Regions from separate parts of the Homo sapiens genome. Here all the other regions are linked to region 1. The links are chromatin loops, found by intact Hi-C in ENCODE. Cell type or tissue: PC-3. All regions are shown on one strand.

What was found. A loop is a pair of places that touch in the nucleus more often than their neighbours do. Peaks named below come from ENCODE experiments on the same cell type or tissue, not always from the same donor. Only the 100,000 strongest peaks of a DNase experiment are listed, where the experiment ranks them.
Region 2: it touches region 1 in a loop (6-fold over the local background); 3 of 110 quality-filtered maps call a loop at or near these places.
Region 3: a loop joins it to region 1, with 4 times the contacts of the local background. A loop is called at or near these places in 6 of 110 quality-filtered maps.

What each region holds. Positions count from the first base shown.
Region 1 is chr2:207,623,003-207,631,002 of GRCh38, forward strand. METTL21A (methyltransferase 21A, HSPA lysine) reads right to left here and starts at 2,392. Exons shown (of 4, transcript NM_001127395.5): 1 at 2,060-2,392; 2 at 1,227-1,402. The coding sequence starts at 1,373. RefSeq lists a silencer at 1,988-2,587 and enhancers at 2,858-3,562, 3,563-4,265. In PC-3, a CTCF peak has its summit at 3,029; DNase peaks (open chromatin) are centred at 1,669 and 2,469; H3K4me3 peaks cover 3,592 bases; H3K27ac peaks cover 2,983 bases.
Region 2 is chr2:206,796,921-206,804,920 of GRCh38, forward strand. No RefSeq gene overlaps it. Among named protein-coding and RNA genes, the nearest start is that of MIR3130-1, 18 kb to the left of the region's middle. In PC-3, a CTCF peak has its summit at 3,776 (motif pointing right); a DNase peak (open chromatin) is centred at 3,791.
Region 3 is chr2:206,977,825-206,985,824 of GRCh38, forward strand. No RefSeq gene overlaps it. Among named protein-coding and RNA genes, the nearest start is that of CPO, 42 kb to the left of the region's middle. RefSeq lists a silencer at 4,014-4,163. In PC-3, a CTCF peak has its summit at 4,089 (motif pointing right); DNase peaks (open chromatin) are centred at 4,097 and 5,857; H3K27ac peaks cover 1,281 bases.

The sequences.
Region 1 (8,000 bases):
GTTCAAGCGATTCTCCTGCCTCAGCCTTCCGAGTAGCTAGGACTACAGGTGTGCGCCACCACGGCTAATTTTTGTATTTTCAGTAGAGATGGAGTTTCGCCATGTTGGCTAGGCTGGTTTCGAACTCTTGACTTCAAGTGATCTGCCCACCTCGGCCTCCCAAACTGCTGGGATTACAGGTGTGAGCCACCACACCAGGCCTATATCTTTATTATTACCAGAGTAACTTCCATGTAGTTACCTGGACTGGATTCCTAGAAGTGGTATTACTACATTAGAATATATTGAGATTTTTATTCCTACGTGTTTAACATCCCTAACAATGTTAAAACTGTCAAACTGTATTTATGCCAATCATGCATTCAACATTAATTGAGTTCCCACTGAGTCCTAGGTGTGGGGCTAGATGCTGAGGGCTCAAGTCAGAACAGGGCAGGGAGAGGAAGAAGTTAAAAAGCAGTTACAATTTTTTAACAATTACAACTATGGAAAACTTAAAGAAAACACATAATCTCCATTTTGGGCTCTGCCACTTTACAATACTCTGTGAAATAAAGAGACTAACTCGGCTGGGCGCTGTGGCTCACGCCTGTAATCCCAGCACTTTGGGAGGCTGAGGCAGGTGGATCACTTGAGGTCAGGAGTTCCAGATCAGCCTGGCCAACATGTCGAAACCCCATCTCTACCAAAAAATACAAAAATTAACCAGGTGTGGTGGCGTGCACCTGTAGCCCCAGTTACTCCAGAGGCTGAGGTGGGAGAATCACTTGAACCCAGGAAGCGGAGGCTGCATTGAGCCAGGATCGCACCACTGCACTCCAGCCTGGGCAACAGAACGAGACTATGTCTCAAAAGAAAAAAAGACTAACTCGTGTCCAAAGCAGTTGGGGGCTTTCCTTCCTATCCTCTCCGACAAGTCATTAACTTTCCTCAGCTTTCATTTACACCTTTAAAATGTAATCTATGTGGAGGGACAAGAGGAGTGACTAAGGGATACGGGTTTGAGAGTGGCAGTGATAGTAAAACTTTTAAAATTGAAGCGGTAATAGTTGCACTACTCTGTGAATATACTGTATTTTTAAAACCGCACTGAATTGTGCACTTTAAATAGGTAAAGTGTATGCTATGTGAATTATATCTCAATAAAGCTGTTCTAAAAAAAATAAAAAATAAAAGCCAGTCTTGCAAGTGTGAACGTTTTCAGAGGTCCCCCAGGGCTTACTTACCGCATCCCAAACCACCGCTGCGACTCCCAGGTGTCTCCAGTCCTGCCGGATCTGGATCGTGTGGTTTGCAAAGGAAAAAGTTGCAAGAGGCTTGTGGAATTTCTGCAACCCAAATTCCGTGGTCTCCTCATAGGGCACGAGGGCCATTCCGCCTGCACCCCGCCCTCTGCTCAGACCTGCCGTGCAAAAGAATCCTGGGTGACGCTCTGGCCAAAAGATACATTATCTGTTCTTAACTAACTCCAAATGCTTTTAAGGTCGTTTACAAGTTCAAAAGAAAAAAAGAAACAGGTGGAGGAAGCCTTTGTCCAATTTCTTTTGCATGGCTCTTCCGAATCTGAGTGAGATTTGGCTCGGAATTTGTGTCAACGGATGTGTTTGGGGAAGAAGAAAAAAAAAGCCCAGAACATTCCAACTTCCGCAGAATACCCTATACACTGCACTGCTACCACTCCGTGAATTCAGAACTACACAAGCGGCGGAAGCGGCGGTGATCGCCCAGGGCCCCAGAGCAGCGCGGAAAGCAGCGCTTCCAACCCAGACCCGGGCGCCCGGACTGCAGCTGCAGCCAGCCGGGCGGCCCGGGTTCTTTCGCTACGGTTTCGCTACCCACCTCCCCTCCTCCATCGGCTGCTTCGATAGTGATAACAATGGGACAGAACCTGCCCTTAGACTGGGTGTTAGCGGTTTGATAAACCAGAAATACATGGTCGCCGCAGTTCCGTCTCCCCGACCCTGGAAGTGAGCGACACTGGGGGCCTCCAAGCGGCTCGCGGGGACAGCGGGGACTCGGAGGCCTCCCCGAACTCCCCCTATAGCTGCCCCCCACTCACCCCTCTCCCGGGACGACCAGTGCGCCCTTCCTGCCCGGGGGCCCCGGAGCTGCGGCAACCCTCCAGGGGTGAGAGGGAGACCAGGCGAGGGGGGTCACAGGGCCTCTTAGGATCCCCAGGCCATACGGGGCGCCGTGAGCTGCCCGGCGGAGCACCCAGGGCTCGCCCAGGCCGGGCTGAGGCGCCGCCACGCCGGTACTTACGGCCCGGGAGGCGGTCCCGCGTGGAGCGCGCGCTCCGCTTTCCCCGCCCCGGGCTGGCTGCGAAAACCGCCGGCCTTAAAGAGCCCGCGACGCGGGGGCGGGCGGCCCCGGCCCGGAGCCACGCATTTCCGGTCTCCCGGCACCCAGCCTCCGGCAGGTGCCCCCGGAGCTCACGGCGAGGGCGGGGCCGGGCCGTGGCGCGGTGGAGGAGTGACGTTGCGGGAGGGGGGACCGGGGCTTTCCCTCGTGCGTCCCCAGGGTACACGGACGACTTAATCCGTTTCCCCCGCCGCCGAGGGAGGCGCTGTGGGGGCGGGAGCAAGAGTGAGATCGGGGTGCCGAACTGCCGCGGGTGCACAGGGAGAGCATGGGGTGCCCTGGGCTCTCCTAGCGGGAGAGAAAAGCCACCCACCTGGCGCTGAATGTGCCTCTCGACCTTTTCTATCATGTGCTCCGCCGCTCTCTGCCTCTGACTTTGTCGCTTGCGCGTTGTGCCTGTTTTTTAAAGGTGGCGCGTTAGCGGATGATGGAGACAGCTCGCTCCGAAGAAGGCATGGTCACTCTAGTCCCCGCGTCTCCACGGTGGGGTCAGAAGCGGCGTAATAGCCCGCTTGGCGGCAATCGAGTGGAAAAGTCACAAAACCCTTTTCAACTAAAGCACAGTGGGGGAAGTGAACACGTGGCGCCCGAGTCCAAGTTTTTAAAGTGGGGCGGGGGTCGGCGGGCTCTGGCTGCAGTCGGAAGCGCGGAGCTCTGGGCGTGCGCTCGGCTCCAGCCCCGGCCCCAGGCGGCGCTGCAGACTCCAGTGCCCCAGTCTCCCTCCTCCCGATGCCAAGACGCACCTGCCCGTGAGGACCCACGCTGGACGTGGAAGGTGCCGAGGGCCTGGTACCCTGGCCGCAGGCCCTGGCAGAGCGCGCGGCTGGAGTGGGTCCATTGAGTGGGACCGTGCGGGGACCGGCATCCTCCCGGGGCAGGCTTCTTTTTCCTCCTGGGGCCCCTCGCCCCACACCGCCCGCTGCGCTCTCAGCGCGGCTGCACGTTAGAACCAGCTGGGGTAAACCTCCCTTACCAGTCCCCCGCCCCAAGAGCTGGCCATGGGAGGGGGCCCGAGCGCTGATTTTTTTGTTTGGTTTTTTGCTTTTGTTTTTGTTTTTGTTTTTGTTTTGAGACGGAGTCTCTCTCTGTCGCCCAGGCTGGAGTGCAAGGGCGCGAACTCGGCTCACTGCAGTCTCCGCCTTCCGGGTTCAAGCGATTCTCCTGCCTCATTCTCCCGTGTAGCTAGGATTACAGGCCTGCGCCAGCACGCCAGCTAATTTTTGTGGGATTTTGTTTGTTTGTTTGAGACGGAGTCTTGCTCTGTCGCCAGGCTGGAGTGCAGTGGCGCGATCTCGGCTCACTGCAGCCTCCACCTCCCGGGTTCAAGCAGTTCTCCTGCCTCAGCCTCCAAAGTAGCTGGAATTACAGGCGCCCGCCGCCACACCCGGCTTTTTTTGTGTTTTTAGTAGAGACGGGGCTTCACCATGTTGGCCAGGCTGGCCTTGAACTCCTGATCTCCGGTGATCCGCTCATCTCAGCCTCCCAAAATGCGGGATTACAGGTGTGAACCACTGCCACCTCCCCCACCCCTACCGCCCGAGCGCTGATTTTTTTTTTTTATTATTATTATTCAGAGTTTCGCTCTTGTCACCCAGGGTGGAGTGCAATGGCATGATCTCGGCTCACTGCAACCTCCGCCTCCCAGGTTCAAGGGATTCTCCTGCCTCAGCCTCCAAGTAGCTTAGATTAAGGGGCCCACCACCACGACTGGCTAATTTTTGTATTTTTAGTAGAGACGGGGGTTTCACCACGTTGGCCAGACTGGTCTCGAACTCATGACTAAAGGTGATCCACCCGCCTCGGCCTCGCAAAGTGCTGGGATCACAGGCATGAGCCACCGCGCCCGGCAAGCGCTGATATTTTTAAGAGCTCCCGGGGCCGCCCCCGGGAGCCTGCTTCCCGCGGTGGGAGCCTGGCGGGGGCCTGAACCTCTCTCTCCTGGCCTCTTCCGTCCTGTAGGCGGCGTCCCCGGCCTCCAGATTAATCTTCCATCGGAAGGTGGGGCCTGTGGCTTCGAGGGTAACCTCAGGGAACTTGGAAGACCACCAGTGAGGGACTTTTACCTCCTTTTTCGTTTTCTTTTTTGGTCCTCTCGCTTTCTCTCTTAGTATTTCCTTTCTCTCTTACCTCCTGCACTTGGTGTTTCTGCCTCTCAGCTTTCCCTTTATCGAAGACCTCCCTTTCTTGCCTTTATTTTCTCTCTGTCCCTTTTTGCAGGGAGAACCAGCAATGGGCACAAGAAAGAACATGTATGGGCTTTGGGGCCAGACAAATATGGAAAATTTAAATTATTCCTCTGACTCTTTAAATGGGATGACTTTGGGAAATTACTAAACCTCGCTAGATCCCAGGCTGCTCATCCCTGAAGCCTGGCATGGAGCCTTGGGCCCCTTCTGTTTTTTCTCCCTATTCTCCATCCTTTCTGCTGAAATCAAGCATATGACCTCAAAAAACAAAGCAAAACCTTCCCCACCTCTCCAGCACTCTAACATGGAACATGTGCCTCATTATATTATGAGTTTTCTAGGAAGGTGTCATTTACTTTTTCTCAACCGTCTTGTCCTCCCAATGTTCTAAGCTGTATCAGATGGCTCAGGAAGCACCAAAAGGAATATTGAGGAACATATGCAACTCGTATAGCAGTGTAGCCATTAAGCAGAGCTCTGTTTTTATCAAAATAAGCCAGTGGTCCACTGAATATTTGAAAATACATTTTTAATCCTAAAAACAAGTTGGTGTGTGGCAGACTACATATTGTTTGGAGTAGTCGGCCAAGTGTGGTGGCTCACGCCTGTAATCCTAACACTTTGGGAGGCCAGGGTGGGAGGATCACTTGAGCCCAGGAGTTCAAGATCAGCCTGGCCAACATAGTAAGACCCCATGTCTAAAAAAATTTTTTTAAAGGCCAGGTGCAGTGGCTCACACCTGTAATCCCAGCACTTTGGGAGGCTGAGGCGGGTGGATTACAAGGTCAGAAGATCGAGACCATCCTGGCTAACACGGTGAAACCCCATGTCTACTAAAAATACTAAAAATTAGCCGGGCATGGTGGTGGACACCTGTAGTCCCAGCTACTCAGGAGGCTGAGGCAGAAGAATGGCGTGAACCCAGGAGGCAGAGCTTGCAGTGAGCTGAGATTGCACCACTGCACTCCAGCCTGGGTGACAGAGCGAGACTCTGTCTCAAAAAAAAAAAAATTTAAAAAAAAAAATAGCCGAGCATGGTGGTGCACACCTATAGTCCCAGCTACGTGGGAGGTTGAGGTGGGAGGATCATGTGAGCCCAGAGGTGGAGGCTTCAGTGAGTCCTGAAGTCACACCACTGCACTGTATCCTGGGTGACACAGCAAGACCCTGTCTCAAAAAAAAAAAAAAAGAAATTCTGACAGTCTTTTTTTTTTTTTTTTTTTTTGACACAGAGTCTTCTCACTCTGTCACCCAGGCTGGAGTGCAGTGGTGCAATCATGGCTCACTGCAGCCTGGACCTCTTGGGTTCAGGCATCCTCCCACCTCAGCCTCCTAAGTAGCTGGGACTACAGGTGTGTGCCACCACACCCAGCTAATTTTATTTTTTGTATAGAGAGAGTCTTGACATAGAGTCTTGACATGATGCCCAGGCTGGACTTGAACTCCTAGCCTCAAGTGATCCCCCCACCTCCTTCTTCAGCCTCCCAAAGTGCTGGGATTACAGGCGGGAGCCACTGAGCCTGGCCTCTCCTGACAGTCTTGTTAGGAATATGCAAAAAGATAGATTTACTTCCCGCATTGTTTGTAATTCCGAAGTGCAGTTTAATCGTAGTGTTAACAGTGTATAAAATAGTGCTTTAGCTGGGCGAGGTGGCTCACGCCTGTAATCCTAGCACTTTAGGAGGCCGAGGCGGACGGATCACCTGAGGTCAGGAGTTCGAGACCAGCCTGACCAACATGGAGAAACCCCATCTCTACCAAAAATACAAAATTAGTCTGGCATGATGGCGCATGCCTGTAATCCCAGCTACTCGGGAGGCTGAGGCAGGAGAATCTCTTGAACCCAGTAGGCAGAGGTTGCAGTGAGCCAAGATCACGCCATTGCACTCCAGCCTGGGCAACGAGTGAAACTCTGTCTCAAAAAAAAAAAAAATAGTGCTTTTTACTTTTATCTGAATGATTGAAATGTCCTTTTCCCAATCCTATGATGCCTGACTGCAAAATAATGGTAGAAGGACACTTAGGCCTTTGTCCCTCCTGTCTCCTGGAACTAGTCCATGTCCAAGGTCATAGTAGAAGCAGTCACCTTGCTACTACCTTGGCACAGCTTGATCCCTATGTTCCCCCAGGCATGTTCCCTTTTTAGGCCAGGGTGGATACCCAACCCCACGCTGGGTACATAATTCTCTCTGCAGAAAGAATGCAGAGTGACTATCAGACATCTGTTGTTACTGCCTGCCCAACATCTATTTCTCATTTTCCTGGTAGCAGCAGTTCTCTTCTGCTGATGGTCAGGAGCCCAGCTTCTGGAGTGCAAGTTCTGCACCAACTCAGCTCTGCAATTTATTAGCTGTGAGGGCTTGGGTGAAATGCATTAACCTGTGTCTCAATGTCCTCATCTATAAAATAGGGATAATGTGATTATTGTATGAGTAAACAACAAAGATAACCTGAGATTAAAATGAGTTAACTTATCTACTTAGAATTGCGCCCAACAAACACATTTTATAGAGCATTTGCTTATACTGTTATGTGTTTGGACTGGTCTATCCTCAGCCCTTACTACATGATCAGGCACATGCCCCAGGCCTGGCCAATATGAACACAGTCCTTCCACCTGGCCACAGGTAGGTGAGATGTGAACATGTAACCAAAGCTGGGCCTAACCAGAACCCATTCTGAGACTTGAGACTCTCAGAGAACCAGCCTGTTGGGGAAGGATAGAAATTTAGAGGTCCTATTGGCCATCTGGTCCCAAGAGAACAAAACTAGCAGCAAATGTGGCCAGTGAAGGCGCTGGTGGAGAGAGAGGCTGCCTCCTGTTGATGTTTGACCACCTGGATCCAGCTGTCCTGGAATTTTCAGTTATTTGAGCCATTAAATTCCCTAATTAGCTTAAGCTGTCATTTGAGCAGCTTTTTTTTTTTTTTTCCATATCCTGAAGAAGAAAAACAATCCTAATACATTCAGTCTGGGCCGGTCCCTTGAGCAAAGGAGAGATATAAAGCCATGCCTGTATGGGGCCATCTTCACTGTGCGGTATAGATGGAGAAACCATTCTACAGAGAGCAGTCACCAGCAGAAACTTGGGGCTGAGCTGCCAGCTGCCGTTTTCCTGATGCCTCTCTTGTCCTGAGCCCTTCCTGGCTGCACCTGGGTTCTCAGGTCCCATGGGAACCCAGGGTAACCAGACAAGACATTTTCCTTTCTTGATTAAGCTCGCTGGAGTGCCTGTGACATACATACAGCCAGAGTCCCAGTGAAAAGGATGTTTTTTGTTTTTAGGAAGTGATGTAGACAGAATATAAACATTCTGTAAGTTCCTCAGACCTATTCAATGTTATAATATAGGTAGTATTAAAAGTGTTCTTCAAAAAATTTAAAGAAATTGAGGCCAGGCGCGGTGGCTCACGCCTGTAATCCCAGCACTTTGGGAGGCTGAGGCGGGCGGAT
Region 2 (8,000 bases), 830 kb before region 1:
GGGCACGGTGGCTTACACCTGTAATCCCAGCACTTTGGGAGGCCGAGGCGGGCGGATCACGAGGTCAGGAGATGAAGACCATCCTGGCTAACATGGTGAAACCCCGTCTCTACTAAAAATACAAAAAATTAGCTGGGCGTGGTGGCGGGTGCCTGTTGTCCCAGCTACTTGGGAGGCTGAGGCAGGAGAATGGTGTGAACCTGGGAGGTGGAGCTTGCAGTGAGTCGAGATCATGCCACTGCACTCTAGCCTGGACGACAGAGTGAGATTCTGTCTCAAAAAATAAATAAATAAGAAAGACATGAAATATATTAAATATATAAATGAGCTTTCACCTCGTCATAACTTTTAAGTTAAATTAGACAAAGAGCCAATGCTATTCTATTCGAGAACCTTTGAAGTGCTCAGATGCTGCTTACACTCATCAGAAAAATACTCCATCTTATTAAATGTGAGGCCTGAAGAAAACCTAGTGTTAAAGAAAATCAATTAAAGATAAATAAAACAGAGGGGCAAAGCCCCGTTCACCAGCTTGGGTTCAGATGAAGCTCCCCCGACAGCCACTACTCCTGTGCTGTTGCAGGCTATTGTAACGGGGGTTCCACGTCATCCAGGCCACAGGCCAAGCCTTGGATGCACCTGCTCTTTGCCCAGCTGCCCCAGGGCAGAGCTCTGCACAGATCACAGTGCCTTAAGACAGGATGATAACACCCCTCAGTGTTTTCCTTAGAGTGCTCCATGCACCACAGCCATTTTTCAAAGCATCCCCCAGGCCAGGGTTAAGGCAGAACAGGTTTTCCAGTCATAGCCTCCCACTTAGCTGAGTAACATTTCTTGAGTGATCTTGTAAATGAATAGTTTGAAAGAAAAACAGGCAACTAAGGCAGTGCGGTCACATTGTTTGAGAATACAGATGCAAAATTACTTGTGAATTTACTTGCTCATTTTTCCAAAGGATGTAATCTGTACACTTAGAAGTATTTCACTCACATGGGGCTCTTTGTAGCAACACAAACCGAACAAGCTATTTCTGAAACTCATATTTAACTGTGATTTGATATCATCTTGATTTTCTTAATTTTTTTTAAAATTGTGATAAAATACACAACATAATATTTACCATCTTAACCATTTTTAAATGTACAGTTCAGTGGCAGTGAGTACATTCACATTGTTATATAACAATCACTACCCTCCAGCTCCAGAATCTTTTCAACTTGCAAAACGGAAATACTGACACATTAAACAGTAACTCCCATTTCCCCTTTCCCCCAGTGCCTGGCAACCACCATTTACTTTCTGTCTCTATGAATTTTACTACTCTAGACACCTTATAGAGTGGAATTGCTCAGTATTATTCTTTACTGACTGGCTTCTTTCACTTAGCGTAGTGTTTTCTGGCTCATCCGTGTCATGGCATGTGGCAGTATTTCTTTCGCCCGGGCACTTTGGGAGGCTAAGATGGAGAGGCTGAGAGTTGAAGACCAGCCTGGGTAACATTGCAAGACCCCCATCTCTACAAGAAAATTAAAAAGGCTTGAGCCCAGGAGATTGAGCCTGCAGTGAGCCATGATCATGCCCCTGCACTCCAGCCTGGGGAAAGAATGATACCCTGTCTCAAAGAAAAAAAAAAGAATTTCCTTCCTTTTAAAAAGATGGAATTATATTCTATTGTATGTATATACCACATTTTGTTTATCTGCAGATGGGCCCTTGGATTGTTTCTACCTTTTGTATCAGTGTGTGTGTGTGTGTGTGTGTGTGTGTGTGTGTGTGTGTGTGTGTGTGTATTTCTAGAAACTTGTTATTCTCCTGAGTGTTAAACTGTTTTAAATGTTTGGTTTTTCATTTCTAGAACATTTTCCTATCCTAAAATTTACCTATCTGGCTATCTATCATCTATCACTTTTCCTAAGGATCTTTAGTTGTTTACTTTTTAATGAAGTATAATATACGTTATGATAGTGTATTTTATGTATCCTCATATCCTTTCACTGTGGATTTAATTTTTAGAAATAACAAAAAGTCACATAGGGCAAATTCATTAAGCTGAGTGGGTGATTAAGTTAACAATAGTAATGACCATGTATTAAGTGCCTACTATGTGCCAGGCACTGTGCTAGCATTTCACACCCATTATATCATTCAGTCTTCACACCCCTGTTTGGTGGTTATTAATGATTACTAATATTCATTTTATAGATGAATAAACTGATACTCAAGGCCTTAATTGCCTTTCCTAGGGGTGCACAACTAGAAAAAAGGCAGAGCCAGATCTGCACCCAAGTCCTTCTGACCCCAGAGCTCATGCTTGTATCATCGCACCAGTGTTACTCAAGCTTTCCTGGTGATTACAGTCACATGTACTTGACAAAACCACAAACTGTTGGGCCTGTCCCAGTGATACTGAATCGAAATTTACTGAGGAGGGACCTGGGAGATTACACTGCTTGAACAGCATGGTACCGGGGAACCAGAGATCAACTTCAACCCTTCTGTTAGCTCTTAGTGGGCTGGTCAGCTGGATGTAGAAGCTAAATTGACAGCAGGCAGATTAACAAGAGAAAAATGTATAAATTTTACTAGTTTTACATGTACTTGGGGATCTTCACAAGAAAGTGAAGTCTGAACAAGAGGCCAAAGTAAGATATTCTTATACTTTTTAGACAAAGAATGATAAATTTGAGAAGAAACAACAGGAGAAAGAAAATCTGGCTAGGACAGTAAAATTTTCTAGGGGAGTCACAGGAGATATATGAGGGGGTGTAAAGCAAGTGGAAGATAAAGGTTATTTTGTTCGTAAGTTTGTTTATTCGGGTTCCTTGCAGCCTCCAAGTCTCTGGTGATAAGGGCTATTTTCTCATCCTGGTATGGATAAATCTCAGGGCCTTCGAAGAGTATCCGTCCCAGAGGATTCTTTATCCCTTGCTCCATACAGGAAGATATAGATCAGCTCTTCCTTTCTGAAACTAGAATTTCTCCATTGTTTTCCATTAGAAATAATCAACATACAAATTTTGGGATGGCACATCCTTCAGTCCTCCAATGGTATCTACCATATTTTTTTCAAACATATAACATACTTTAAGGTAATGAGATTAGGTCGTGCAGCTCACAAATAGCTCTGAAGGCAGTTCCTATAGCAGAGACTCAATTGTTATGAGCATTAGCTATTGGCATGACAGAATAGGCTTCAAAGTGACTTCTTTGAAGGACAAGATTTATTTGAATGTTCTGCTTTAGAATCATTAAAATGAGCACCCTCACTGCCATGTTGGCTCTACGCACAGTAAGATTAGAGAGACAGCGTTTTACAGTGAAAAGAGTAAGTCAACCCTGGTTTGGGATCTGGATAAATTGCTTAACTTCTCAGAGCCTTAGTTTCTTCATCTGTAAAATGGATTACTACCCAATTTGAAGGACTATTGTATACATTAGAAATAACTATATATGCCTTGTCATGTAGTAGATGCTTATAGCAGTTCTTATAATAATAAAGCGAAGTCCCCGTGGTGTATTGTAAATGTGAACCACACTCCTCAGCAGTGATCCTTGTGTGCTAAGCTAGTGGACCAGAGTTTCCAGCTGAAGTAGATCTGGAACCGAGTCTTGAAAAATGTGTGTAGAGAAGCTTCTGTACTTTTCTTATGTGGATGGCAGTGGCGAGGGGGCGGTGGCGGGTGCAGCTGCAATACTTAAAAAGGAATTCTATTGTGGCAATAAATGAATATGGCAAGAAATGAGCCTGGCAAGAAATGAATGACAATGGCCCCTAGGTGGTGCTGAATCATCATGGAAGTGGAGGCTGGACACTTGGCATTTGCGGAGGTGACTTCCTTCTGGTTTGAATTTCAAATAAGAGCAGGACAGCTCCTTGGGATGTCTGGGAAAAAAGACCAGGCAGAAAAGAGTCTTTTCACTAGGAGCGGGTGCAAAATACTCTTGCCTGTGAGGCCTCTTCAGGTCTTCGGTTTGCTTTAGTTGGAAACAGGAAGCAGGGTCAGACCAACTTGTATTCATTTGCTGAGAGCTGTTGGAGCTGTGACTGATTCTGACAGATCAAATACCATTTATAACACTCCTGTGGGGGACACTTTAACCGGGGATGTTAGTGCTAGCCCCTCCAGAGACTAAGTATGTTTGCGGGATGTGAGGACCCCTGGAATATACAAATATGCATGCTAATGAATTTTAACAAAAATAACCCATTATTGTTTTCTGTGCAACACTGTGCATTTCTCAGCTACACCTGTCCTTTCCAACCTCAATTGCTGGGCAACCTATTTTTCTTTCGGCATCAGAAGCGATAGCATCTGGGAAGTGAATCTGATGAATTCTGCCTGGCAACCAACATCTTTCCAACTGCCAGATCCTGGGGTAAGAAACTGAGATGCTCTGGAGCTGGTTCAGGGCCAGAACGCACCTGTCCTTGAGGGCCTGGTGATGGGGGAAGGAGGCTGGCCAAATGCAGAACTTCTGAAAGTCCACTTCCTGAGTTCATTTCCATTTTGGCAAAATGTGACTTAGGTTTCCAAGGGAAGGAGTTTACATGTATTAAAATGTCTCAGTGGCTGAAGTTGCTTTGTGTCCTCCGCTAAAGCCTCCTACCATCGATTCCCATCTCCAACACGTTTTCAACTGTGGTGTTTTGGGAAGGTAACCATAGCAACTAATCTTATTCAGAAATGACTGGACCTAGGCAGTAAACGGCAAGGTAACCCCATGGTAATTTTCAGTGGAAACCCAATATTGATTCTAACAATTGTACAGGCTGAGCACTGTTAGCTATTTACTAAGCACTGTTCTCCTTTAAGACATTTGATTCTCACAACCCTGTGAGGTAGTCATCATTATCCTCTCTAACACTCGAGAGTTGGCCCATGGTTGTGCAGCTAATTAAATCTGCTGGACCCTGAAATCAGCTTTTTTCTCTTATACAGACTCTGCCTTCTAAGGAAAACTGGAGAGACGCCTTCCGGTGTCTATTTTGCAGGTAGTAAAAGTGAGTCACAGAATCATGGAAATTGTTCAAGGCAACAGCAGAGCTGCAGATCCTCTGCCCTAATCCCAATAATGCCTTTCTGTTATATGTAGAGCTTTAGAGCTCTCAAGATTATCTCATCTATTGCTCACAGCGGGTCTTTGTGATGATTATATCTATTTATAGATGAGAAAATTGAGACATGAAAAGGTTAAATGGCATTTCTCAAGGTCACCAATTACTATATTGAAGAACAAGAAATAAAATCCGTTTCTAATTCTCTGCTGCCTTACTAGATGTGGTGCTTTAAAAATATTTCATCCACTTATCTGTTTCAGAATGTATCAGATACATTAGGTACCATATATTATGTGTGGTTGACAAGATTTTCAGGATTAACTTTAATTCACCAGAGATAAACTTTATATCTAATGAGATCATCTTTATGGAAATACTGTTTATGAGTATAAATGTTTTTATGTGAGAATTATATATTCTAATGAATCTTTAAAAATCCATACTTCATGTGCTATAGATGCAAAATCATAAATTTATCTCTGTAAATTGCCTAAGATGATGGTAGAGAAGGGTGTTATGCTTAAAATTTTTAGCGCTGTAAAAGCTACAATAGTCTCAAGAGAAAAATGGTCAGTAATCTTTAACAGAGCCACCTGCCATGCATGGGGCCCAGTGTATGGAGAGGAAGGGTGGGGGCATAACCCCAATCCCACAGGGTATGTTCGGTGGCTTAGATTTGTTCACTCAGTGGGGTAGAGGCACAACTCATGAAGTGACACCCAGAAGCCTGGACTCCAAGTTCCTTTGAGAGCTTGATGTAGACCCTTCAAACATTGGTCGGGGGTGGGAGTGCGAGGTGAGAGTAGGAGGTGTGGGAAGGTGACTGGAGATAGAAGCCTGACTCTTGCCTGGAAAAGCCCAAAGGCAGAAGGCTGCCTGGAGCTGCTGCTGATGGCAGAGCAAAAACAGGTGGCTGTAAGAAGGCTTTTGGCTTCCAAGTTTTGCAGGGGAGAAGGGATGGCATGGATGCATAATATTTCCTGTGGATTAAACGAATGCTGAAGAAACTAGCAGGCTTGAGTCATCCTGAAAGGCACCTGTCCTAGAGGACGTCCTGCCAAAGCTCAGAAATCTCAGCAAAAAGAGGCTGTATGGGGTCTTCACAGTCAGCCTGAGAGTGCCTTGTGGGGGTCAGGTCAGGGAATGCTGTGGTGTAAGAAAGACACGCCATGGAAAGAGAGGTGGGAGTAGGGGTGTCTCTTAAGAACCCACAAAAGTCACTCATGTGAGGAGGAGCCAGCACTTGAGCATCTAGCACACAAAGGGCATCCTCGCAGACTGCAAGGTCACCAGTGAATAGACCCATTTACCTCTAGTCCCTCCTCCCCACCTGGCCCTGGAGATGCCAGAGGCAGCACAGTGAGCGGGGCAGGAGGAGCAGAAAACAGAGCAAGGGGGGCAAACAGCAAAAGAAGATTCCACAGCCTCCTCCCCCTGCTGCTCATTACTGAGCTGGAAGAAAGGAAGGAATCTTAGATTGGGTGAGAGCTGCATATTTTGAGAATAGATCAGGTGATGAGCTTTTTAATACCTTAAAATGAGGCTCTGCTAATAGCCATGTGCAACCAAAAATACTCTGGCATATGCCGGAGATGGCCTCTCTGAGGTGGGAAGGGAGAGCTGGCAGAGCCAGTGTGATGGGCAAGGGAGGGAAGAAGATGGAGCTGTTTCCAGCCTGCTGGAGCTACTGACCCAGCCTGTTCAATAAACTAGTGTCCCCTAGTAAGAGCCTTCCAAGTTAATCGAATGAACCCCTGGATTTCTTCTTGCTCTGTCACCCCCAGCAGTGAGGCTCACTCTAGAGTTTAGATCCTGCGTGTTCTTTTTCTTTTAACATCTGGTAGAAAAAGCACCCCCTGGCCTCTTCCACTTGGTTTCACATTTTCACTTTAGAGTTATCACCAAGTAGAAAAGCCACTTTTCCCTAAACTGCAGGCAAGAGCTGCAAACTCCCTCTAGGTGACTTTGTTGGGCCTTCAGAAGGTTAGAATCTGAAGGGAGTAAACATTACAATTAGGAAAAATTATCTCTTACAATAAAACATCCTCTCATACTGTCTGTAATAGCATATAATGTTACATGGGCCCGAACAATATGTATTCATCTGCAATTATTTATGCTCACCAGGGAAAAATTATTTGTTTATTGTTTTAATCATGATTAACCAGCAGTGTAATGATAGGGTGATAATGATAACAACGTGAAGAATGAAATGTTTGAGGTGCAAATGGAAGGCAAGATGCTAACCCTAGATGCTGAAAGTTTCTGGTAGAGCACAGAGGCAGGAAGTCTATTCTTTAGTGGTGTGTGTGTGTGTGTGTGTGTGTGTGTGTGTGTGTGTGTGTGTGTGTGTGTGGTGTGTGTTGGGGGAAACGCATGGTATAGGGGGTACATTTATCCTGAACAAGGACGAGATAGGAGTGGCCCAGTGCTCTTCTGACTTCCAAAGCCTGCTTTGCATTCAAGTTCAGGAGCTTAGGGCTCTCAAAGACTTCTTTTTCCTTCCATTCCTCCCACAGAATGAGAACAAATCCTGGTTAGAGCTACAGGGATCTTCCCAGCTTGTGAAAATTCCCATGTAATTGTTTCTGAGAGGCTGTCTTTCTTTCTCAGAAGTTCCAGAGAATTCCAGCTTCCCAAGGGCTGACCTTGAGTCATCCACACACCCGTTTTCCACCTTCTCAGCTCTGGAACAGGGTTTGGTTCCGTGGCTTATGACTTTCCCAAGGTTTCTGAGCTCGGTCCAGCAAGTAAAATATGTATCCCCTTCACTTAAGGAAGCAAAATTTTGTGGGCAAATTCTCAATCATGGCAAATCTTCATCTTTTGTATCTGGCTTTGGTTTAAACAAATGGTTAAAAGTACCTCCCAGCTAGCTTTGGTGAATGAAGTTGATAAAACTAAGTTACATTCCTTTTGATTAAATATAGGCATGAAGAGT
Region 3 (8,000 bases), 650 kb before region 1:
AAGTAAACAAACACCTCACAAAATGGTAAGTACTAAAATGAAGAGCACGTGCAAGCAACTAGCGGAGAAGAGCCATTAACTCAACCTCTGTGGGGCGGGCATAGGAGCGGGCTAGGGAAGGGTTCATTAGTTTTCTTAGAATGTGAGAAAAACTTGGAAGTAGTCTGATTGCTTAAATGATCTGCACTCTGTACAAGACACAATCTTCAATTTGAGATCCTGATAATAGCCATGGACATACCAGTTAATTTTACATTTGTAATTAAAAATAATCTCAGCATCTTTTATGAGGCAGGATGCGGTAGTTGGGGAGGAGTGTTGAGAATCAGGGGTTTGCAGCAGAAGCAATGGAGAAGGGGCTAAACCTGAACATGCCCTCCCTCAGAGTGGGGAAGAGGCTGGAATTAAATCATAGTCAAGAAACAACCAGCCAGGCGCGGTGGCTCACGCCTGTAATCTCAGCACTTTGGGAGGCCGAGGCGGGCAGATCACGAGGTCAGGAGATCGAGACCATCCTGGCTAACACGGTGAAACCCCATCGCTACTAAAAATACAAAAAATTAGCTGGGCGTGGTGGTGGGCGCCTGTAGTCCCAGCTATACAGGAGACTGAGGAAGGAGAATGGCGTGAACCTGGGAGGCAGCGCTTGCAGTGAGCCAAGATTGCACCACTGCACTCCAGCCTGGGCAACAGAGCCAGACTCTGTCTCAAAAAAAAAAAAAAAAAAAAAAAGAAATAACCTGGATGTCTCTGGCTCTTTACTTCTCAGAAAGTCAAGCATCTGATGTTAGCTCCTGTTCCCAAATTCATTGGTTCATATAACTAAAAGATCTGAAGGGAGTTCAAGAATAAAAGAATCCAGAGATTCCAAAGATGTTATCAGAGTTTAATGAGTTTCCCTATTTTAATTTTGCATCAGATCTTTTTCTGTTGGTTTTATTGAAGCAGGCTCTTTCCATGTGAGAGCAAAATGCAACCCCTGCTCTTATTGTCCTTCCGCCCATCCCCTGCAGCTCTAGTCCTGGATCCTATCCTCTCCACAACCCTGGAAAAAAAGTGTTTCTCTTTTGTAGTGATTCCAGTACAATTCCCAAAGAGGGACTGAATGGGCCTCCATGAGTCAAGAAGTTGGAATATGCTGTTGTCCCAGCCCAGGTCACATGTTCACTCATAGACCAGCTTCCCAAACCACGTAGGTTGAGATAGGAAATAAAATCAGGCCGCTTATGTTGGAAGAAGAGTGAGTAGACACTGGTCAGTTAAAAAGCAACAACTGGCTGGGTGCGGTGGCTCACGCCTGTAATCCCAACACTTTGGGAGGCCAAGGTGGGTGGATCGCCTGAGGTCAGGAGTTCGAGACCAGACTGGCTAACATGGTGAAATCCTGTTTCTACTAAAAATACAAAAAACTAGCCGGGCGTGGTGGCAAGTGCCTGTAATCCCAGCTACTTGGGAGGCTGAGGCAGGAGAATCGCTTGAACCTGGGAGGCAGAGGTTGCAGTGAGCCGAGATTGCACCATTGCACTCCAGCTTGGGCAACAAGAGCGAACCTCCATCTCAAGAAAAAAAAAAAAGCAACAGCTTCCCCCTAACCCAGAAAAAGCACAGGGCCTTTCTACAAGTCTCAGAGTTCACCCTAGCAGATTCTAAGTGTCATATTCTCAAAAAGAAGGTAAAATCATTTATTTCTCAACTATGTGCTGGGCATACATTCAAAATTAGGTTCAGGATTCCCCAGAGCAAAGCCAAAGTCCATTCTACTCACTGTGTCTGCTTAATTGTAGCAACCATGCCTCTGTGCCCTTACACAAAATCTTCAGGAATCTATTTTCATGAACCATTCCCAGGATTCAGGTAAGTGAGAGACACTCTAGGGAAGCGTTAACATCAAAAACTCTGAAGCCATATTGCCCAGGTAAAGCTCCGCCCAGTCACTTCATGGCTGTGTACCTGGGCAAGTCGCAGAACATGTTTGTGTCTCAACTGCCTCATTGATAAACTGTGGATAAGAGGACCTACCTTACACTGCTGTTGGGGAGATTAGGTAGGTTAACGTTTGTAAAGTGCTTTGAATGATGATTTTCCATGACAGAGTGACTTGTCCACCCTAGACCACCTACTCTAATCACAATGTAAGAGCTTAGTAAATATTAGGAGTTAAGACTATTAATACTAATGATACTGTCAGAAAATGTGGTGTCTGATGCTCCTGCCACAAGAAAGCCTATGTTCCCAAATCACTTTCATTAGGGTTTTTCTCTAGGGCTAAATACAGAGAGCATGTCCAAACAGGTGCTATGGCAGAACCCTGATTCAGCTTTGTTTTCCCGGAGCTGAGCTGAAGCAAGGTGTTATCTGAGCTTTTCAGATGTGTGTCTCTGAAGGTCCAGGATTTTCAAAAGATGAACGTTTAAATCTACTTTCAGTGTGAGGCCAGGGAACAGAAGAGAAGTGGAAATATCCTTGGCCATTTCTTGTAGGTGCCCAACCCAGGGATCTGCTTATTGCAAATATTCCTGTGGCCCCTCCTTTCTCCCCAAATTAACCAGGATGCCCAAAACTTGAACCCAGGCTTGCAAAGAAAACTAGCTACAAGAGGCATTTTTAATTAAGTGCTGTTAAGATCACTTTGGCAGTGGTGATGGGGTTTCACAGATATTATTAAATAATAGAAAAAATGTGTATACATTTTTCTGGAAGAAGCATACAGACATTTTCACATTTTAAAAATATTTTTCAAAGAGTCTGTAACCCCCCTTTCAAAAGATAAGAACTGCTGACTCAGAGGGATACTAGTTGAATTTAAGCAATTCAGGTAATTAACTGAAATCAATCAATTCAATTAATGAGAATATGTTCTTATTTGCCTGATAATCATATTTTTGTTATTTTAAAGGAAAGCTGTTGATAGAGAAATGTTATCCCATTATTTTTCATGATGATGGGACTGATATCTCCCCAGATGTATTTTTGCTTTTCTAGCCAAAACCTGACAGCTAGCCTCCTCTAGTCAGCAGGGTTGCTTCGAAGACACAGTTGTGTGTGCTGGTCTTCATTTGCTGTGAGTCTAAATGGAAACCTATAGGTGCTTTTCTGTGTCTTTGGTGTTTTCTGAAAATATCTCATTAGACATCTCAACATGCTGGTAAGGTGGAATCTCAAACAATCACCACATAGCAATAGGGCCGAAGAACTCAGGGCTTCCTCCACTCCAACACTCTGCCTGTGCATGTGACTTCTGCTCCAAGTCCTTGGTCCAGTCCTTAACCCATTTATGCCTGAGGTTGCAATTTTTTGAATTTTTGCCATCAGACCTTGGCAATGACCTTGAGCAGTGGGATATAAATAACTTCCACATGGTTAGCGTTGCAATAATGGAACGCTAGGCATAATGATGTAAATAATGTTGGCACTTCTTCCAGAGATCCCGAGGGCAGGATCCTACTGGTGCCAGGCACTCATTTACAGTAAGCAGCGTCTGTTACCAGCCTCAGGAGCAGAAGGTGAGAGTAATGATCACGGATCTCTGCACCAGTGGCTTCCCCAACCTAGTTACTTGTTTGTAATTAAGATGACAATGCAGCCGGGTGCGGTGGCTCATGCCTGTAATCCCAGCTCTTTGGGAGGCTGAGGCGGGCAGATCACTTGAGGTCAGGATTGGAGACCGGCCTGGCCAACATGGTGAAACCCTTTCTCTACCAAAAATATAAAAGATGAGCCAGGTGAGCCAGGTGTGGTGGCTCATGCCTGTAATCTCAGCTACTCGGGAGGCTGAAGCAGTAGAATCGCTTGAACCCAGGAGGTGGAGGTTGTAATAAGCCGAGATCATGCCACTGTACTCCAGTCTGGGCGACAGAGCGAGGCTCTGTCTCCAAAAAAAAGAAAAAAAGAAAAGACAATGCAACACATTTTCACTTCCTTCAGGAATTAGTACATTCCAATTTGAAGGGACAGGAGAAGATGGCTAGGTGTGCCCAGATCTTGGATTCTAAAGACAGAAGGCCATGAACAAGTGCTTGTTTTCTGGTTGGTGGCATTGGAGGAAGGATGATAGCAGGCGCCGCACACAGAGGGTTTTCCAGGAGGTGGCAGTGCGCCCTAAGGCTGGATCTTGGCTGTGCCTGCCTTGTGTATCAACCAAAGAATATTGTAATTGAGACATAACATTATAATGCATTCCAGACCACACAGCTACTCGAGTGTCACCTCAAAATGCTTCTTACTAGTTTCAAAGTCACTGTAACCAGGGTAGGGAGCTGGAAGCGAGGTAGAGGGTGGGAAGAAATGGGAGGGAGCTCTTGGAGACAAATCCGGCAGCGACACTTAGCATTGCTGTGAATGGAGTTTCAATACCATCAGACCAGGAGATACCCTGATGCATATTTACAACTGCTCCCACGTTCACCTCTGAAGACCAATAAAAGAAACTGAAGGACTCATATTGTCTCCATTTTAATTCCCAGGTTTACAAGAAATATTTCATTATTCTAATTCACAGGGAAATAAAGCATCTTCCCTTTTTAAATGAAAGGTCTCCTTGTTCAGGGTGAAGAGCAAATCAAATCAGTCTCTCCCCTGAGAGGTAAGGTTGGCCCCAGATACCAGACTGTGAGGTGAATGGCCACGTGTGGATGATGGTGATGGGAGGAGGGAGGAGAAAAAAGAACACTGGGTGTTGACCAGATCGTGCGTGTGAAACACACATAAGAGATGTATTCACACGGAGTCCATCACAGGCAGGGCAGATTGACTCTGTAATTTCCAATGCCTGACAATGACATCTCGGGACAGACTAAGTGATGGAGGAATAAGAGGGAGGCTAGGCAGGTGTCTTTCCCCTGCAATAGGCTGTTGGCTGGGGTGCTGGTTTACGCAGGCACATTTACAGAAATGAAAGAGCTGGATAAGATCAGAGCAAGGAGTGCTACAATGACTCCTTAGTGTTGTCACATCGTTTACTAGACACATTTCTCGCTTGGGAGCCTGACTTCCTGTTTACACAGTTCTTATTTGTATTTTTTTGTTTATAGCTCCTTGGACTTAGCCAGAGACCTCCATATGGATGAGAGAAGAGTAAAGTCAGCCAGGTGGATTGCTTGGGAAATCTGTGCAAATGAAAATGATACTTAAAGAAAAAAAGCCCAGCCTTTAAATGCCTTTGAATTCATCCAGAGTCTGTATGTGGTTTCCCTTTAATTTAGAAAACTAGTTGCTTTCTGATTTCCTCAACCCTCTTGCACTGGAACTTTGTTCTATATTCTCCGCAAATCCCTTCTTCTGCAAAACTCTCTTTATTCAGCTCTCTTACCTAATTCTAAGAGTGATCCATGTTGAGAACGCACAGAAGTAGTGTTTCCATGCCTTGCTGGTAGCAATCAAAATATACCTGCCTTTCCCATGGCCGAGTGATGTTTTTAAAGCTAAAAAACAAAGCAGACAAACAAGCAAAACATTTACACACCAAAAAACTGGTTTTCAGTGCTGGGGTGATGTTCTTCCTATGGCCCTCTGCCAAGAGGCCAGGCCTTCCTAGCAGCGACCAGACTGCTTTCTGGACAAGTAGGGAGAAGTGCCTATTTTGCAGAGAGTGGGAAACCATTCACCAAGTGCAGAACTGGGTTATTTAATGGGGTGGTGGCAGCTCAAGAAAGCTCATCAATAATCAAGTGAGGGGGGCAGGAAGGGGAAGACTGGAGAATTACTGAAGCAGGTGGGCTTTCAGCATGGGGACTCAGCAGAAGGCAGGAGTGGAATGTAGACTCCTCTGGGCAGCGCAAGACACAGAATGTTCAGATTCCCACAGAAGAGTAATGTGCAAGAGGTGAGATGCAGTACATTCCCTAGAGGCAATGAAATCATCAAGAAAACCTATAAACATTATGGTGAGGTGGCAAGGTCCTATAAACAAAATAAGTACACATTGGATAGATCACAGAGAAAATGCATGTTAACTCTTTGCAACCCGTACAATAACAGGAATCCCAAACAGAGCACACAGCTAGAACTCTTAAGACATGCAACAGTCCTAATGAGATACCAACTACCCACTCTAGTGAGAGGAATGCATGGTCTACCCTCAGCTCATTATGATGTTTATGATTCCTGCATTCAATTGTTTTCCAAAGATAGCTTTTCAGCTTTTTGTTTGAGTCCCAATCTAAGGAATCAAGTGTTTGCCTGATGCCAAAATATCTAAATCCAGGTATTTCCTACAGTCTGGCAGGAATGTTATATCATTAGCCATATTTAAACTCAGAAATAACAGCCATGAAGATTGTAAAGGTGGTACCAGGATGATACAAATTATTCATGGAAAATGGTGTCATTGTTGTGCAGAAAGGGCGCAGCCCTAAAAAGCACCTCATTCAAAGTCAGTAAGTGCAGGAGATAATGTTCCTATTCGTCATCACGGAGAGAAGCATACAGTGAGGTTTACAAGGAAAACCCGTATCACACAGCTCCAGAACATGCAGCAAGGCTGCAGCTTTTAAATGTTTAGAAACATTTAAGAAAAATGTCATTTAAGAAATATTAAGAAAGAGTTAAATTTCACAGGCCAGTGCAGGAAGATGGTGGGAAAGATATTGAGACATCTTTTACATGATCATATTACTGACCTAGGTTTCTTTGTGGTTCCTGTTGGTGGTAACATTTGCATTGAGTCAGCTGCCAGATCTGCAAAACGCATTTTCTTCTGTTGTTTTTTAAGCTTAAAAGCATAAGACTAGGAGCAATATCTAAAATCATTTGGTCCAAACTTTAATATTTTAGCATGGAACTCTTTGCAAAAAAACAAGCAAGAAAATAAAAACGTACCTTGATAAATCTTTATACACTTAGGGTTATTTCGTTGTAGGCAAGATAAATTAATGAGCTAACTAAAGCATAAGGAAATTCACTTGAAAGATACTAATGCTTGCACCTGATTGAAGGGAGGATGTAAGCATGAGGCTTTGAATATACAGGTAATTCTCTCTGTGATGAAGAGAAAGAACATTGTCTCACACACTTACTGACTTTGAATAAGGTGCTTTTTAGGGTTGTGCCCTTTCTGCACAACAGTGACACCATTTTCCACGAATAATTTGTATCATCCTGGCACCATCTCCTCAATCTTCATGGCTGATATTTATGAGTTTAAATACGGCTAATGATATAACATTCCTGCCAAATAGTCAATAGGAACTATCTGGATTCAGATATTTGACCATCAGGCAAATGCTTGATTCCTTAGATTGGGGATCAAACATAAAGCCATATTTTGAAAAATAATTTAATACTGCACAACCAAAGTGGCAACGAACTTTTACCTTTTCTTTTGCCATTGTAGTTGCTGGTGTGAGGGTCAAACTCTAAGGGGAGAGAGTCTGATTAAGCTGGGGTCACATGTTTGGCTGTACCTAGGTGGTGAGAGCTTCTCGTAGAAACCAATAGCCTGTGTGGCTTATAGTCAGGACATCTTGAGGCTTTATACAATATGAAGGGTGTAATTCTTCACATGGAAATTTGGGAGCTGTTAGAAGAGAGGAATGGGTGCTGAGAAACAAAAATTCATCAAAAACACACACACACACACACAAACATGCACCCCACACACCAAATAAAGCAGATGAACAAAGCTGAGGACAGAAAAGGAAAGGAGCCTGGAGCCCAACCCCTTACCCATTATAAAAGTGTCTGGGACATTCCACGACACAGAATGGAAACCATTAATGTGACTCGTCTTCTGAAGATTTGGTATCATGAGATCTAATTTATTATTCCCCACATTTTCAGGGCATGCATTCCACACTATCTTTCCATCACTATTTCCTTCAAAAATTCTTAATGATCATAGTTATAATTTAAATATCAACTCAATATTGACTGTTATCAAAATGTGATTGTGGAAATCACTTGTGTAGTCTCAAATCTGTATGACTTTCTACCTCTGGTCTCGTGATATGATTGTACTTCTTCAACTTCTTTGAAGTTAGGTGTGACCAGGTGTTGTACAAAGA